Linked DNA regions of Homo sapiens: regions 1, 3 and 4 are each linked to region 2. A link is an interaction called in ENCODE POLR2A ChIA-PET data of the cell type or tissue named here. Cell type or tissue: MCF 10A. All regions are shown on one strand.

Region 1 (4,000 bases), 570 kb before region 2:
ACAGAGCAAGACTCTGTCTCCGAAAAAAAAAAACAACAAAAAAAACCTCATTTAATATACATTAACACTGAACTACGTATCAGTCGCTAGCACTGTAACGCATGCCTGAATGAAACTTATCTAACACATGTATTTCCTCCATAAGGCACATCACAGCCTTCTTGCACTTAGAACACAAGATAGCACTTTGTACTACACTTGGGAGTCAATTTTAAATAGCAAAATCACCAACAAAAAGGAGAAAAATGCAAAAAATGTAGTTATACTAACTAGACCGCAAAGAGGCCAATTGTTTATACTATGAGAGCTGATGCAAGAAGACACAGCATCACCTTGTTTGACCTCAGCCAGGAATATAGGAGTGACTCAAATTTTTTGCCACTTTGCACATGTCCATGAATGACCGCAAAAGTGCCGTGAGTGTTTTTGGAGTTAGAAATAAATTTTATCAAGTAGGCAAATTTGCAAATACAGAATCTGTGAATAATAGGAACCAGCTCTAGCTACTCAGGAGGCAAAGGCAGGAGGATCACTGGAGGGCAGGAATTTGAGGCCAAAGAAATATGATCATGCCACTGCACTCCAGCTTAAGCAACAGAATAATACTCGGTTTCCAAAAAAAAAAAAACAGGGCCAGGTGCAGTGGCTCACGCATACCAGCACTGCACTTTGGGAGGCTGAGGTGGGCAGATTATTTGAGCTTAGGAGTTTGAGACCAGCCTGGGCAACACTGCAAAACCCCATCTCTACAAAAAAATACAAAAAGTTTAGCCGGATGTGATGGCACACACCTGTGGTCCCTGCTACTTGGGGAGCTGAGGCAGGAGGATTGCTTGAGCACAGGAGGTCAAGGCTGCAGTGAGCTATGTTCACACTACTGCACACCAGTCTGGGTGACAGAGTGAGACCCTATGTCAAAAAAAAAAAAAGATTGGCTATAAAATAGTTAATTTTTATTCCTCATCTTATTTGACCTATCAGCCACATTTTACACAGCTGACCATCACTCATTCTGATTTCCAATATTTGAGTTACTCTTGATTTTCCTCCTACCTCACTGACAATCCCTCTTCAATGTCCCCAAACTCCAAATGCTAAAGAAGCCCAGATCCATTGACTCATCTCTACAATACTTACCTCTCAGTAATCCCATCTAGTCACATGACTTTGATCACACTACACCTATGTTAAAGAGATATTATTCCACAGTTCTTGGATGCTCTATTTTTCTCCCTGCCCTTTCCTTTGTTCTCTGTTTTCGTTGTGGGTAATTTCTACTGACCTATCTTCAAGTTCACTGATTCTTTTCTTAGCTGTGTCAAGTCTACTAATAAACCCAAACATATACTTCACCTGTGTCACCATTTTTTTTTTTTAGACAAGGCCTCACTCTGACACCTAGGCTGGAGTGCAGTGGTGCGATGTTGGCTCACTGCAACCTCTGCCCACTGGGCTCAAGCAATCCTCCCACTTCAGCCTCCTGAGTAGCTGGGACCACAGGGTGTGCACCACCATGCCTGGCTTTTTTTTTTTCTTTTGTATTTTTAGTAGAAATGGAGGCTTGCCATGTTGCCCAGGCTGGTCTTGAACTCTTGAGCTCAAGCAATCTGTCTGCCTCGGCCTCCTAAATTGCTGGGATTACAGGCGTGAGCCACCACACCATTTTTATTTCTAACATTTCCATTTGACTTTTTCATATAGTTTCTAACCCTCTGCTGAAATTCCCCAGCTGTCTGTGCATGTTTTCTACCTTTCCCACTGGAGCCTTTAACATATTATTCATTCTTATTTGAAATTCACTCTCTGATAGTTCCAACAGCTGGGTTATCCTGAGTCTGGTTCTGTTTATTGTTTTGGTTTTTGACAGTGAGTTGCTTCTTTGTGTGCTTTTGGTATGTGTTTTATAATTTTTGCCTGAATGACAGACATCATGGGTAAGACACTAGAGACTAAAGTAAATAGTATTTATCTTCAGAAATGGGAAAACAAGAGAGTACACCTCTTCACTAGGGTGTGTGTGTGCGTAGGGAAGGGGTTGAGTCATCTATTCAGGAACTGAGCTGGGTTTGGATTTTGTTGTTGTTTGGATTACCTTAAGTGTACTACCAGCTTCAAATTCCTCTAGTATGACTTTCTGCTTAGGGTGGGGCTGGTATGTCAGAGGGTTTTTCTCATTGTTCTTGCCACACACTCAGCCTTAGGCTTCATCTCTGCATCTGCCCCAAAGAGGCTCTTTCCATACTCTTGTCCCTCCCCCAGGGGTAGATTGCTGTTGCTTGACTTGACAGCACCAACAGGGAGGTTCTTTGTTGTCCTGGCCCAGTCTCAGTCTCAGGTAGGCCCTATGTCCCTGGGTTACAGGGGTTGGGGCTTTCTCCCAGTGGCAGAAAAACTCTAATAGTCTAAGCCCTTAACAGTTTCCTGCCGTTCCCTCAGGGTTTGTGGGTTTTCTTTTTCTTTTTACTTTTCCCAGACACAATGGAAAACTGGGTTTATTTCCTTTTTCCCAGCGGCTTAAAGCCTTTTTTTCCAAAGGAAAAAAAGGTCCAAGTGGGCCTGTACCACCTACCAAGGCATTCTCTGGTCTCCCTTGTGTCCCCAGCCCCATTTTTCTCCTAAGCAACTGCTGGAGGTCCTTGGAGAAAAACCTACAAGAGGGTATGAACTGTCTTTGTGTCTGCAGCTCCCAAGGATTCTATACGCTCACGCTTGCCTACACTTGGACTTTAGCAATTCATTAATTTTCCTGCTAGTACGCAGCCCTGCTTATTTTCTGTGCTCTGCCACAGGTGAGCCATGCCCACACCCCACCTCTATGAGTTTATTATTTTATAGAACATACAACTTATTCTTGTTTCAGGGTAAGAGTAACATTCTTTCCAGCTTTCTGCATCTTGGGGGAGTCTGGAAATCATCCCATAATTATAAATACCACCTATATAGCCACAACTCCTAAATTTAGATTTCTAGTCTGGACCTCTCTCCTGGACCCCAGACTCATATATCTAGCTGCCTACTGGATAAATCTACTTGGATGGTCTGCCCAACAGATTTTAGGGTGGCCCCCATGATCTGCAGCTCCTGGTGTTTGGGACTTTGTCTAATCCTCTCCCCTTGAGAGTGGGAGGGACTTGTGACTTGCTTCTAACCAACCTTATTAAGCAAAGATGATGGGATGTCATGTTTTATCACAAGGAAATGGGATGTCATTCCTTTGATTATATTATGTATAAGACTGTCTTGCTAGCAGACTTGCTCTCACTCTCCTGCTGGACTTGAAGCAGGCTGCTATGCTGTGAACTGCATACGGAGAGGATCACGTGGCAGGGAGTTACTGGTGGCCTTTAGGAGCTATGGGCAGCCTCCAGCCAAGAACCAACCAAAAAACTGAAGCACTCAGTCCTACAGCCACAGTGAAAAGAATTCTGCCAACAAACTAAGTGACCTTGGAAGTAGATTCTTCTCTAGTCTAGCCTCCTGCTAAGAACTCAGCCCTAGCCAATGCCTCAGTTGCAGTTTGGTGTGAGACCGCAAAGCAAAGAACCCAGTTAAGATATGCCTGACCCCACACAAACTGTGAGATAATAAATGTGTGTTGTTTTAAGCTATTAGCTTTGTGGTGATTTGTTCTGCAGCACAGAAAACCAACACAGATAATATTACAGACATAACATGCCTAAAAACCAAATTCCTGATTGCCAACATTCCCCCAAAAAGAAATGGAAAACATCATCCAGCATTGTCCATCTCAATAAATGGCAATTATATATATACGTCTGTGTGTGTGTGTGTGTGTGTGTGTGTGTGTGTGTGTGTGTGTGTGTGTGTGTGTATGTATATATATAATTTTTTTTTTGAGATGGGGTGAGTCTACACTATGTTGCCCAGGCTGGTCTGGAACTCCTGGGCTCAAGGAGTCCTCCCACCTGAGCCTCCCAAGCAGAGGGGATTATAGGCATGCACTACCACGCCCGGGTCAAGTAATTTCATTCTTAACAGT
Region 2 (4,000 bases):
AAGATGATGTTTGAGAAAGGTGAACCAACTCAAACTAAGGTAAGAATTGGGCGGGTTTGAAACTTGAGAAAGCCAATTCAAGCACTAAACAAAGCTGTTTTTCCAATCTAGCTATTTTGAGTAGAGGCGAATATGTGGTCAGTATGTCTTTTGATTCCAGTTAGATAAGTTAATAGTCTCAAATGCATTATTTACATAGATGCTAAGATTTGTGAGTCTCTGACACAATTTCATGTTAAATCAGGTTCACACTGGGATTCAAATTGGTATCTAGAAATGAAGAGAGTTTAATACCGATTGGATTATGTGTTTTTGTACACTTGCCCTTTTAAATTGTCTTCCTGTGTTCTTTATCATTTGTAGCTTTGGGGGTGGAATTACTGCTGAATAGCTCTCTGCTTGGACACAGCTGCAGACTGAGTGTTAAGGCCGGAGTTTAACATTAAGACTGAGGCTTACTTGTCTCTGCTAGCTGAATCCCTTCTCTTCTTCTCAACTTCCTCATCTGTGCCTTCCAACAAATGTTTTCTATCAGCTAAAATCCTCTCTCAGGCAAAATCAATGAAGATAGCCAGACTAGCTATAGCTTTCGGGAGTTTTGACTTGCAAATGCACAGGGTTGCGTTTTCCTACAACTGCTAATGAAATTTGATCCTTCATGTGGATTGCAGACCTCGTCCCCAGAGGGAATTACTTAACTAGAAAATGAGTTACATATGCTGGTGATTTATAACACAATCCAGAGGCCACAGAGCTGGTAAATTTTTCCAGTTTTCTCATACTTTCCTATATATCTGGCTTTGTACATGGGGATGGTTCGTTACAACAGTCGTTATAATGAAATAAACAGACCTGATGGGGAGCAAAACCATCTGTTACTCTAGATTCCACCTAGATGGGAAAGCTGGATTTTTTTTAAGCTAAATATTTGGCCCAAGTCCCTATGTTTGGAAAGTAATATAATAATATTAAGCATTCTTTCTGAGATAAAAAATAACTCATCCTGTAGTCTTCAGTTATATTAGATGTGATATTGTCAATCCCTTCCCATGACTTGCAGTGCCAGTCACTTTTCTACTTAGAATTAGAAAAGTTCTTGAATGTTTGCGGGTCATGTTTGAAGTTGTGCGAGTTTTTGACGATGTGTAAAGCTACAACACTTCTCTGTGCATGAGCTTTAGCTCTACTTTAACAGTGAAACCAGTTGGCAAGAGATGTAACCACAAAGCAGTTTTATAACGTTTCTTAACTCTCTTCCCTCTCAAGTTTTTAGACCTTTAGTCCTGCCAACTCCTTCTTTCCCCTTTATGGTTTTAATTTAAAAATTTGTTTTATTTAAATGGGAAGAAGAATTTTAAGTGGAAGGAAAAAATGTCAGAAATCCTAAATAGAGAGGAAGGGGTTTTGTTGTGACTCAAAGCACCATTGTAAGTCTCCTCCTCCCAGACCCTGCTAGGAACAGGACAGCTGATGTCATGCCAGTACACACAATGTAGATTCAGTGCAAAAGGCTGCTGCATGTTGAAACTGGCCAAAGGTAGGAAATGACTGGGACTGTAGCAGACAAAAATGCTGATTATGTGTAAGGATATGGTGAGACACTTTTTCTCATAAATATCTAGTGAGATATGGGTCAGAACAAGCCTATCTCCCTAAGGCTGCTTGGAGAGGAGAAAAACTTTCCATATAAGATCTTACTAGTCCGGGCGTGGTGGCTCAAGCCTGTAATCCCAGCATTTTGGGAGGCAGAGGTTGGGGGATCACTTGTGGCCAGGAGTTCGAGACCAGCCTGGCCAACATGGTGAAACCCCGTCTCCACTAAAAATACAAAAATTAGCCAGGCATGGTGGCGTTGCTGGTAGTCACAGCTACTTGGGAGGCTGAGGCAGGAGAATCACTTGAACCTGGGAGGTGGAGGATGCAGTGAGCCGAGATCATGCCACTGCACTCCAGCCTGGGCAACAGAGTGAGACTCTGTCTCAAAAAATATATAAAAATAAAAATAAAGATCCTACTAGATGGCTGATAGCACTGGGCCACCAGATTGATTGCTAAAGGTATAGGAAGATGGAAGAGGCTGGGCACGGTGGCTTACATCTGTAATGAGAATTTAGGGAGGCCCAAGGCAGGAGGATTGCTTGTGCCCAGGAGTTTGAGACCAGCCTGGGCAACATAGCCAGACCTCGTCTCTACTAAAAATTTAAAAATTAGCCAGGTGTGGTAGTATGCATTGATAGTCCCAGCTACTTAGGAGGCTGAGGCAGAAGATTGCTTGAGCATGAGAGTTTGAGGTTGCAGTGAGCCATGATCGCCACTGCACTCCAGCCTGGGCAACACAGTAAGATCCCTGTCCCTTAAAAACAAGAAGATGGAAGAGACATAAGATTCACCTGGGCTTCTAGGTTTCATTGCTTTTTGTGTGTGCCATTTTTAATTTCCTGATTTGTCACTTAATGGACTGCTTAGGGAGTGGAAAACACAGCCACCCTTGGTTTTATTGCTGTTTGTAAATAAGCATCATTGTCCATACTGAAAACAGTCTAGATTATATTTATTTATTTATTTATTTATTTTTGAGACAGAATCTCTCACTGTTACTCAGGCTGGAGTGTATTGGTGCGATCTCGGCTCACTGCAACCTCCATCTCCCAGGTTCAAGTAATTCTCCTGCCTCAGCCTCCCAAATAGCTGGGATTATAGGCGCCCGCCACCACGCCCAGCTAATTTTTGTATGTTTAGTAGAGACGGAGTTTCATCATATTGGTCAGGCTGGTCTTGAACTCCTGACCTCAGGTGATCTGCCTGCCTCAAGCCTCCCAAAGAGCTGGGATTACAGGCATGAGCCACCACGCCCAGTCTCAGTCTAGATTATTTTTAACAGTTCTGTCAGGTATTCTATAGTCTGAGCTCAACCTACCTGTATAGTCTCACAGCCAATCTTATACTCAAACCTTGGAATACTCATCCCCCAACTGCTACTTTTTGAATCTTTTATTCTTAATATTTCACGTTTTAACTTCAGTGTGTTTATACTTTTTGAAATGAGACCAGAACATAGTAGACTTTATAGAGAAGACCAGTTTTACCTAGATTCCAAAGGAAGAATTAAACTGCTGTTATTGTTTGAAATGCGTTTTTTTTTTGTTTTTGTTTTTTTTTTTTTTATGGAGATAGGGTCTTAACTCTGTTGCCCAGGCTGGAGGAGTACAGTGGTACAGTTATGGCTCACTGCAGCCTTGACCCCTCTGCCTCAGCCTCCCAAATAGCTGGGGCCACAGGTGTGTACCACCACTCTCAGCTAATTTTTAAAATTTTTTATGGAGACAGCGTTTCGCTATGTTGCCCAGACTGTTCTTAAACTCCTGGGCTCAAGTGATCCTCCTGCCTTGGCCTCCCAAGCTGGTGAAATTACAGGCATGAGCCACCACACCCAGCCTGAAATTCTTAAAGGATGAGAATGTCAATGACAGAGCACCTTGGCATCATTGTGACTAACCTGGGAGACAGGGAAGAAGCACGCCATGGGAAGTGTTTACATTTGGGTACAGCTGTGCTAAGTACTGTGGAGCCCATAGCCTTGAGGTAGACGGCTACTTTGCCTTTTTTCTTGAACTGTCTTGCAGAATGTGGATTTGGGGTAAGTGGTCTTGAAGCACTCATTTAGTCACCCTCAAATTAAGATTTTTACTTCATCTTTCTTGGGCCTGTACCTCCAAGATGACAAAGAAAAGAAGAAACAATGGTCACACCAAAGAGGGCCGCAACCAGGTGTACGCTATTCACTGCAGCCAATTTGCTGCATAAACTGTGCCCATTGTGTGCCCAATGACAAGGCTTATTAAGAAATTCATCATAGGCCGGGCGCGGTGGCTCACGCCTGTAATCCCAGCACTTTGGGAGGCTGAGGCGGGCGGATCACGAAGTCAGGAGATTGAGACCATCCTGGCTAACACGGTGAAACCCTGTCTCTACTAAAAACACAAAAAAATTAGTTGGGCGT
Region 3 (4,000 bases), 170 kb before region 2:
AGACCATTTTGGCTAACACCGTGAAACCCCGTCTCTACTAAAAATACCAAAAAAAAAAAAAAAAAATTAGCCAAGTGTGGTGGCACACGACTGTAGTCCCAGCTACTCGGGAGGCTGAGGCAGTAGAATTGCTTGAACCCAGGAGGCGGAGGTTGCAGTGAGTCAAGACAGCGCCATTGCACTCCAGCCTGGGAATAGAGCGAGACTCCGTCTCAAAAAAAAACTATTGATATACATAAATACCTGTGAAACCGGCTGGGCGCGGTGGCTCACGCCTGTAATCCCAGCATTTTGGGGGGCCGAGGCGGGCGTATTACAAGGTCAGGAGATCGAGACCATCCTGGCTAACACGGTGAAACCCCTGTCTCCACTAAAAATACAAAAAATTAGCCGGGCGTGGTGGCGGGCGCCTGTAGTCCCAGCTACTCGGGAGGCTGAGGCAGGAGAATGGCATGAACCCGGAAAGGAGGAGCTTGCAGTGAGCCAAGATCGCGCCAGTGCACTGTAGCCTGGGCGACAGAGCGAGACTCCGTCTCAAAACAAACAAACAAACAAACAAACAAACAAACAAACAACAAACCTGTGAAACCTTCACCACATCGACATAATGATTTTGCCCATTTCCCCCAAAAGTTTCTTCATGCTGCTTTATAATCCCTCCCACATGCTGTTCCCTGCCCCCCACCCCCAATCCCCAGCTAACCACCAATCTGCTTCTGTCACTGTATATTAGTTTGCATATTTTAGATTTTATATAAGTGGAGCCATACAGTATCTACTTTCTTCTGCCTCACGTCTTTCACTTAGCATAATTATTTTGAGATTCATCCACACTTTTGCATATATGAATAGTTGATTCCTTTTTATTGTTGAGTGTTTTTCCATGGCATGGCATGGCATGGGCTGTTTCTGGTTTTGGGTTATTACAAATAAGCTGCTATAAACATTCATGTACCAGTCATTATACAGATATATGCTTTCATTTCTCTGGAATAAATACCTAAGCTTGGAATGGCTAAGTCTAAAGGTAGTAAATGTTCATTTTAAAAAATAAACTACTAGGCCAGCTGCAGTTGCCCATGCCTGTAATCCCAGCTACTTGGGAGGCAGAGGCATGAGAATCTGCCTAGGAGGCAGAGGCTGCAGTGAGCCAAGATCGAGCCACTGCACTCCAGCCTAGGTGACTGGAGACAGTGAGACTGTCAAAAAAATAAAATAGGCCAGGCGTGGTGGCTCACACCTGTAATCCCAGCACTTTGGGAGGCTGAGGCAGGCGGATCACAAGGTCAGGAGTTTGAGACCAGCCTGGCCAATATGGTAAAACCCCATATCTACTAAAAACACAAAAATTAGCCGGGCATGGTGGCAGGTACCTGTGGTCCCAGCTACTTGGGAGGCTGAGGCAGGAGAATTGCTTGAACCTGGGAGGCAGAGGTTGCAGTGAGCCAAGATCGCGCCACTGCACTCCAGCCTGGGTGACAGCGAGACTCTGTCTCAAAAAATATATATAAAAAATAAAAAATAAAAAAATAAAATAAGGCCTGGCATGGTGGCTCATGCTTGTAATCCCAGCACTTTGGGAGGCCGACAAGGGTGGATCAGACCACCTGAGGTCAGGAGTTTAAGACCAGCCTGGCCAACATGGTGACACCCCATCTCTACTAAGAATACAAAAATCAGCCAGATATGGTAGCAGGCATCTGTAATCCCAGCTACTCGGGAGGCTGAGGCAGGAAAATTGCTTGAATCTGGGAGGTGGAGGTTGCAGTGAGCCACAATCGCACCACTACACTCCAACCTGGGCAACGGAGCAAGACTCCATCTCAAAAACAAAAAAAAGGAGGTAGGGCATGGTAGCTCATGGCTGTAATCCTAGCACTTTGGGAGTCCAAAGTGGAAGGATTGCTTGAGCTAAGGAGTTTGAGACCACCCTAGGCAACATGGCGAGACCCTGTTTCTACAAAACATACAACAATTAGCCAGGGGTGGTGGCTACCTCGGCCTCCCAAAATGCTGGGATTATAGACATGAGCCATTGTGCTAGGCCCTTTCACCAATAGTATGAGAAAAAATGTAGTGAAGGAAGCCCCGGCATCCTTGAAGAGCTCTGTGATCACTCTTCTCTAGAGTTCAGACCTTAACAGTGGGAACTGTAGTCACTGAATTTGTAAACCTAACTGGGACCCAGTAGTGGCACCCAACCACCAAAGGCAAGGTGGATATGATTACTGTAATGGACAGCAGCAGGAAAGCAGCAATCAAAATAGTCTGACTCACACTGACCTATGGCATTGGCTAGTTGATCAAGATGTTCCCAGAAATGAATAGATAGGAAGCCTACTAAATTCTTACTTAATCTGAACAAGTAGGAAATTCCTCGGTCGAATGAAAATAAATACCTGAATCATGAATCATGAAAACGAGTCAGAGTCCATCAGTCAATTCCCAAACTTGAGCCAGTTGACAGACTCAGAGCTCCTTGAGTGAACAGGACCTCAAGTTCTCTTGAAGAAGGACCCTGGGTCTACCTGTATACTATTACTTTTTCTGCTGACCTTGTAACAGAGTGTGCATTGGGAAAAAGGAAATAATCAGACCTTTTGGGGGACTACTGGGCACTGGCTCTGAGCTGACATTAATCCCAGGAGATCCAAAATGTTATTGTGGTCTACCCATTAATCAAAAAAGCTTTAGCTCAGGCCCATCTCACAGTGAAACTAGTGTGTCCCCAAACCCATCCTGTGGTTATTTCACAAGGTCCAAAATGTGTAATTGGAATATACATACTCAGCAGCTGACAGAATCCCCACACTGACTCCCTTACCTGTGGAGTGAGGGCTACTGTGGTGGGAAAGGCCAAATAGGAGCCACTAGTGCCTCTACCTAGGAAAACAGTAAAAATAAAACAAATATCCCATTCCTGGAAGAATTAGTGCCATCATCAAGGACTTCAAAGATTCCTTAGTGGTGATTTCTACCATATCCTCATTCAACTTTCCTGTTTGGCCTGTAAAGAATACAGATGGATTTTGGAGAACGACAGTGGATTATTGTAAGCTTAACTAGGTACTAAGTCCAGTCACAGCTTCTGTACCAGATGTGGCTTCATTGCTTGAACAAATTAACACATTCCCTGGTTCCTGGTATGCCGCTATGATCTGGCAAATGATTATTTCTTCCAATCTGTCAATAAGGCCCACCAGAAGTAGTTTGCTTTTATCTGGGAAGGCCAGCGATACAGCTTCGGTCTTCTATCTCAGGAGTATATTAATTTGCCAGTTGGGTAGAATTTACCTGCAAAACCATCTGGCCCAAGGAAGTTTCTTTTTTTGAGATGGAGTTTTGCTCTTGTTGCCCAAGCTGGCGTGCAATGTCGCGATCTCAGCTCACTGCAACCTCCACCTCCCAGGTTCAAGCAATTCTACTGCCTCAGCCTCCCAAGTAGCTGGAATTACAGGCATGCACCACCATGCCCGGCTAATTTTGTATTTTTAGTAGAGACGGGGTTTCTCCATGTTGGTCAGGCTGGTCTCAAATTCCCGAACTCAGGTGATCCACCCACCTCGGCCTCCCAAAGTGCTGGGATTACAGGAGTGAGCCACAGTGCCCAGCCTATTTTTTTATTTTTAGTAGAGATAAGGTCTTGTTATTGTGCTCAAGCTAGTCTTTAACTCTTGAAGTCAAGTGTTCCTCCCATCTCAGCCTCCCAAAATGCTGAGATTACAGGCATGAGCCATCACACCTGATTTTTTTTTTCTTTTTTCTTTTTTTTAAATGACAGAGTCTCCCTCTGCTGTTGCCCAGGCTGGAGTGTAGTGGCACGATCTCGTGTCACTGCAACCTACGCTACGCCTCCCAGGCTCAAGTGATCCTCCCGCTTCGGACTTCCGAGTAGCTGGGACCTCAGGCATGCACCACGCCCAGCTAATTTTTGTATTTTTGGTAGAAATGGGGTTTCTCCATGTTGGCCAGGCTGGTCTCAAACTCCTGATCTCAAGTG
Region 4 (4,000 bases), 210 kb before region 2:
CAAGAATCAACTATTAAAACATGCATTAAGAAATAACTTTTTGTCAATTCCAAAATTGAGTATGTTCATAGAAAAAACATCCAATGCAAACTTCATTATCTTTATATTAAGAATAGATCCTCTGCATATCAGACTGGAGACTACACTTTTTCTTTTTTGAGATGGAGTTTCGCTCTTGTTGCCCAGGCTGGAGCGCAATGGTGCGATCTCAGCTCACCACAACCTTCGCCTCCGGGGTTCAAGTGATTCTCCTGCCTCAGCCTCCCAAGTAGCTGGGATTACAGGCACGCACCACCATGCCCCGCTAATTTTTGTATTTTTAGTAGAGACGGGGTTTCTCCATGTTGGTCAGGCAGGTCTCGAACTCCCAGCTTCAGGTGATCCAGCCACCGAAGCCTCCCAAAGTGCTGGGATTACAGGCATGAGCCACAGCGCCCGACCCTACACTTTTAAATCTAGACAAGGGGCCGAGTGTGGTGCCATACGCCTGTAATCCCGACACTTTGCAAGGCAGAGGAGGGCAGGTCACATGAGGTTGCATGTTTGAGACTGGCCTGGCCAACATGGTGAAACCCTGTCTCTACTAAAAATACAAATATTAGCTGGGCATGGTGGCTGCACGCCTGTAATCCCAGCTACTCTGGAGGCTGAGGCACAAGAATCTCTTGAACCCTGGAGGCGGAGGCTGCTGTGAGCCGAGATCACACCACTGCACTCCAGCCCAGCGACAACATGAGACTCTGTCTCAAGAAAATAAAAAAAAAAATTAGTTAAATAATAATCACCATCCTTGCGCTCTATTTCACACGTATTTTACATCTACTAATAAAATTCAATAAAGGGGAAACAGCAATACCGTGAAAAACAGAATTCTAATTGTTTCTTCAGACATTCTTTTAGGTCTTCTGTAGAAACTGCTGAATTGCTTTCTCCTGATGGTAGAAAAGAAGAGGGAAAAAAAGTTAATAGCATGTTAGTAGAGGTGATAAATCTGACATACTGTTGTACTCAGAAGCCACAAAGTATCTACAATCAAAATTCACCACAAAGCTATTGTTTCAGAGAAACAGGGTCTCCCTTTGTTGCCCAGGCTAGAGTACAGTGGTGTGATCACAGCTCAGTATAGCCTCAACCTCCTGGGCTCAAATGATCCTCCCACCACAGCTTCTTGAGTAGCTAGGACCACAAACTTGTGCCATGATACCCAGCTAACTTTTTATTTTTATTTTTTTGTAGAGACAGGCTCTCATTATGTTGCCCAGACTGTTCTCAAACTCCTGGGCTCAAGCAATCCTCCTACCTTGGCCACAGGCATAAGCCACTGTGCCTGGCCCAAACTGTATTTTTTATTATTTTTATAATTTGGACAGTTCAAAGTCTAACTAATTTCTGTCAATCTAGATATTCTTTCATCAGATACATTTCATATTAGTTTAAGGTTATCTTTATCAAAAAATTAACAATGCACAATACTAAAAGCACTTAAAGGCCGGGCATGGTGGCTCACGCCTGTAATCCCAGCACTTTGGGAGGCCAAAGGCAGGTGGATTACTTGAGGTCAGGAGTTTGAGACCAGCCTGGCCAACATGGTGAAACACCATCTTTACTAAAAATACAAAAATTAGCCAGGTGTGGTGGCGCGTGCCTGTAATCCCAGCTACTCGGGAGGCTGAGACAGGAGTATCACTTGAACCCAGGAGGCAGAGATTGCAGTGAGCCAAGATCACGCCACTGCACTCCGGCCTGGGCAACAGAGCGAGACTCCCTCTCAACAACAACAAAAAAACAACAACAAAAAAACACCAATTGCTTACCATATCACTTCAACTCTATGTTCAAAGTAGGCAGTTGTTTATATATAGACACACAAAATTTTTTTTTCAGACACAGTTTCACTCTGTCACCCAGGTTGGAGTGCAGTGGCATGATCTTGGGATTATAGGTGCATGCCACCATGCCCAGCTAATTTTTTTTTTTCAGTATAGGACAGTGTTTCACCATGTTGGCCAGGCTAGTCTCAAACTCCTGACCTCAAGTGATCTGCCCGCCTGGGCCTCCTAAAGCGCTGGGATTACAGGCATGAGCCACCCCGCCTTTTTTTCTGTTATCTTTAATTTCACGCTTTCCTTTAATAGAACCCTCATAAACAATCTTAACATTACAAAAGTCATGTTATCTGAAAACAATGTAACAATCAACTAACATTTCATTAACGTAACCTTCTTTTCAAATAAGAAAATAATGCCATAGGTTTATCAGAACAAGTATAAAGAGACCATGGGTGGGGGGTGTCCTGTACTGAATTCTCATTTTAACAATAAAACCATAAAGTTTACCGGAAACATCATATATTTGGTAACTCAGATCTTCTGGTCCTAAAATCATCCCATCAGTTGATTCTTCAATGCCTGTAGTATTTCTTGTGGTTTCACAAGATGAAGAATACATTACTTCATATTCTTTACATATATCTTCTGAGAGCTCTGCATTACCTGTATTAAAGACAGACACTGAAAGTAAATGGGAATTATTTAAATTCTATTCTCAGGAACTCTGGGCAGTATGTCACCTATAAAAAGATTTTAAGGATTTCTACCAGTTTGAAATATGTCCGCATGGTTTTAAGCAAGAGTTATCATTCCGAGGGAGATAAGTTTTGACAATTACAGATAAACTAAAATGATCAACAATTGCTAAAACGTATATAGCATTATCCATGTATCAGACTACTCCATGCACTTTATTCATTTAATTATCAGAAAATCCTGTGCTGTAATTAAGATTGCTTCTGTTTTACAGATGGAGGGAAAAAAGCATAGAGAAATTAAGTTATTTGCCCAAGGTCGAACAGTGAGTAAATAGCAGAGTCAATGATGGTAGATAAAAACTAATTTATAAATATAATTATTATAGATGGGTTGCATGCTGGACCCAAAAACACGGCTACTACTTGAAATTAGTGGCAATCTATTCATGTTAGATATAAATGAGAATTATATACAAACTACATGTTAAACATTTATAAATGCTGGATGCAGTATGTTTAAAGGAAGAAAAATTGATAAATATACTTAATCAAATAATCAAAGGATATATCCTGGCCAGGCATGGTGGTTCACACCTGTAATCCCAGCACTTTGGGAGGCCGAGGCTGGTGGATCACTTGAGGTCAGGAGTTCGAGACCAGCCTGGCCAATATGGTGAAACCCCATCTCTACTAAAAATACAAAAATTAGCCGGGTGTGGTAACCGGGTGTGGGATTACAGGCATGAGATAAAGCCAGGCGCCTGTAATCCCAGCCACCCGGGAGGCTGAGGCAGGAGAACTGCTTGGACCCGGGAGGTGGAGGTTGCAGTGAGTGAAGACTGCGCCACTGTACTCCAGCCTGGGTGACAGAGGAAGACTCTGTCTCAAAAAAAAAAAAAAAAAAAAGAGATGTGTCTCAAGTTCAGTAAACTTGCTTGGCCATACATTTAACCAAACTGTGATTTTTATGACCAAATATTTAAGACTTACCCTCAGGATGAGCACCTGATGTAGCTGCTATTTCATGCCAAGAGCTTTCAGTTCCATGAGTTACTGGGGTGGCATCAGTATTTCCAGGAGCAATTTCTTGCCATACTTTGGCATTAGGATTTAAACCAGTTCCTTTAGATGCTACCTGCTAAATAATCGAAGGATCTATTTGTAAATTTTTAAAATCAGAGCATGAAAATTACAGATTCAGATAAAATCACTTTTCCATTACTTAAAAGTGGGGGAGAAACCCAATAATTATATTTAACAAATAATAAATAATATTAAAGTTTTGATCAACTTGAAAATGTGAGACATCTATATAAAATTTAGCTTCCTATATAATAAAAAATAGGTATCTCTAAATATTAAAACAGAAATACTGCCTAGGTGCAATGGCTCACGCCTGTAATTCCAGCACTTTGGGAGGCTGAGGCAGGAGGATCACATAAGCCCAGGAAGTTCGAGGCTACAGTGAGCTAT

Evidence for each region. Peaks named below come from ENCODE experiments on the same cell type or tissue, not always from the same donor. Only the 100,000 strongest peaks of a DNase experiment are listed, where the experiment ranks them.
Region 1: POLR2A ChIA-PET joins it to region 2 with 5 read pairs; 2 of 35 experiments call an interaction of 5 or more read pairs at or near these places.
Region 3: POLR2A ChIA-PET joins it to region 2 with 5 read pairs; 3 of 35 experiments call an interaction of 5 or more read pairs at or near these places.
Region 4: POLR2A ChIA-PET joins it to region 2 with 5 read pairs; 5 of 35 experiments call an interaction of 5 or more read pairs at or near these places.

What each region holds. Positions count from the first base shown.
Region 1 is chr12:50,785,117-50,789,116 of GRCh38, reverse strand. The region is part of intron 2 of ATF1 (activating transcription factor 1); the gene reads right to left. Among named protein-coding and RNA genes, the nearest start is that of ATF1, 23 kb to the right of the region's middle. RefSeq lists an enhancer at 1,058-1,987. In MCF 10A, no CTCF peak of the experiment used is centred here; DNase peaks (open chromatin) are centred at 356 and 2,116.
Region 2 is chr12:50,218,060-50,222,059 of GRCh38, reverse strand. It overlaps LIMA1 (LIM domain and actin binding 1), which reads left to right. Exons shown (of 11, transcript NM_016357.5): 4 at 1-39. Among named protein-coding and RNA genes, the nearest start is that of MIR1293, 14 kb to the left of the region's middle. RefSeq lists enhancers at 1-176, 2,657-3,856. In MCF 10A, no CTCF peak of the experiment used is centred here; DNase peaks (open chromatin) are centred at 659, 1,509 and 3,469.
Region 3 is chr12:50,388,832-50,392,831 of GRCh38, reverse strand. The region is part of intron 1 of FAM186A (family with sequence similarity 186 member A); the gene reads left to right. Among named protein-coding and RNA genes, the nearest start is that of FAM186A, 5.8 kb to the left of the region's middle. In MCF 10A, no CTCF peak of the experiment used is centred here; a DNase peak (open chromatin) is centred at 2,351.
Region 4 is chr12:50,427,427-50,431,426 of GRCh38, reverse strand. LARP4 (La ribonucleoprotein 4) reads right to left here. Exons shown (of 16, transcript NM_052879.5): 2 at 3,518-3,665; 3 at 2,337-2,492; 4 at 857-932. Among named protein-coding and RNA genes, the nearest start is that of SNORD133, 27 kb to the left of the region's middle. In MCF 10A, no CTCF peak of the experiment used is centred here; no DNase peak of the experiment used is centred here.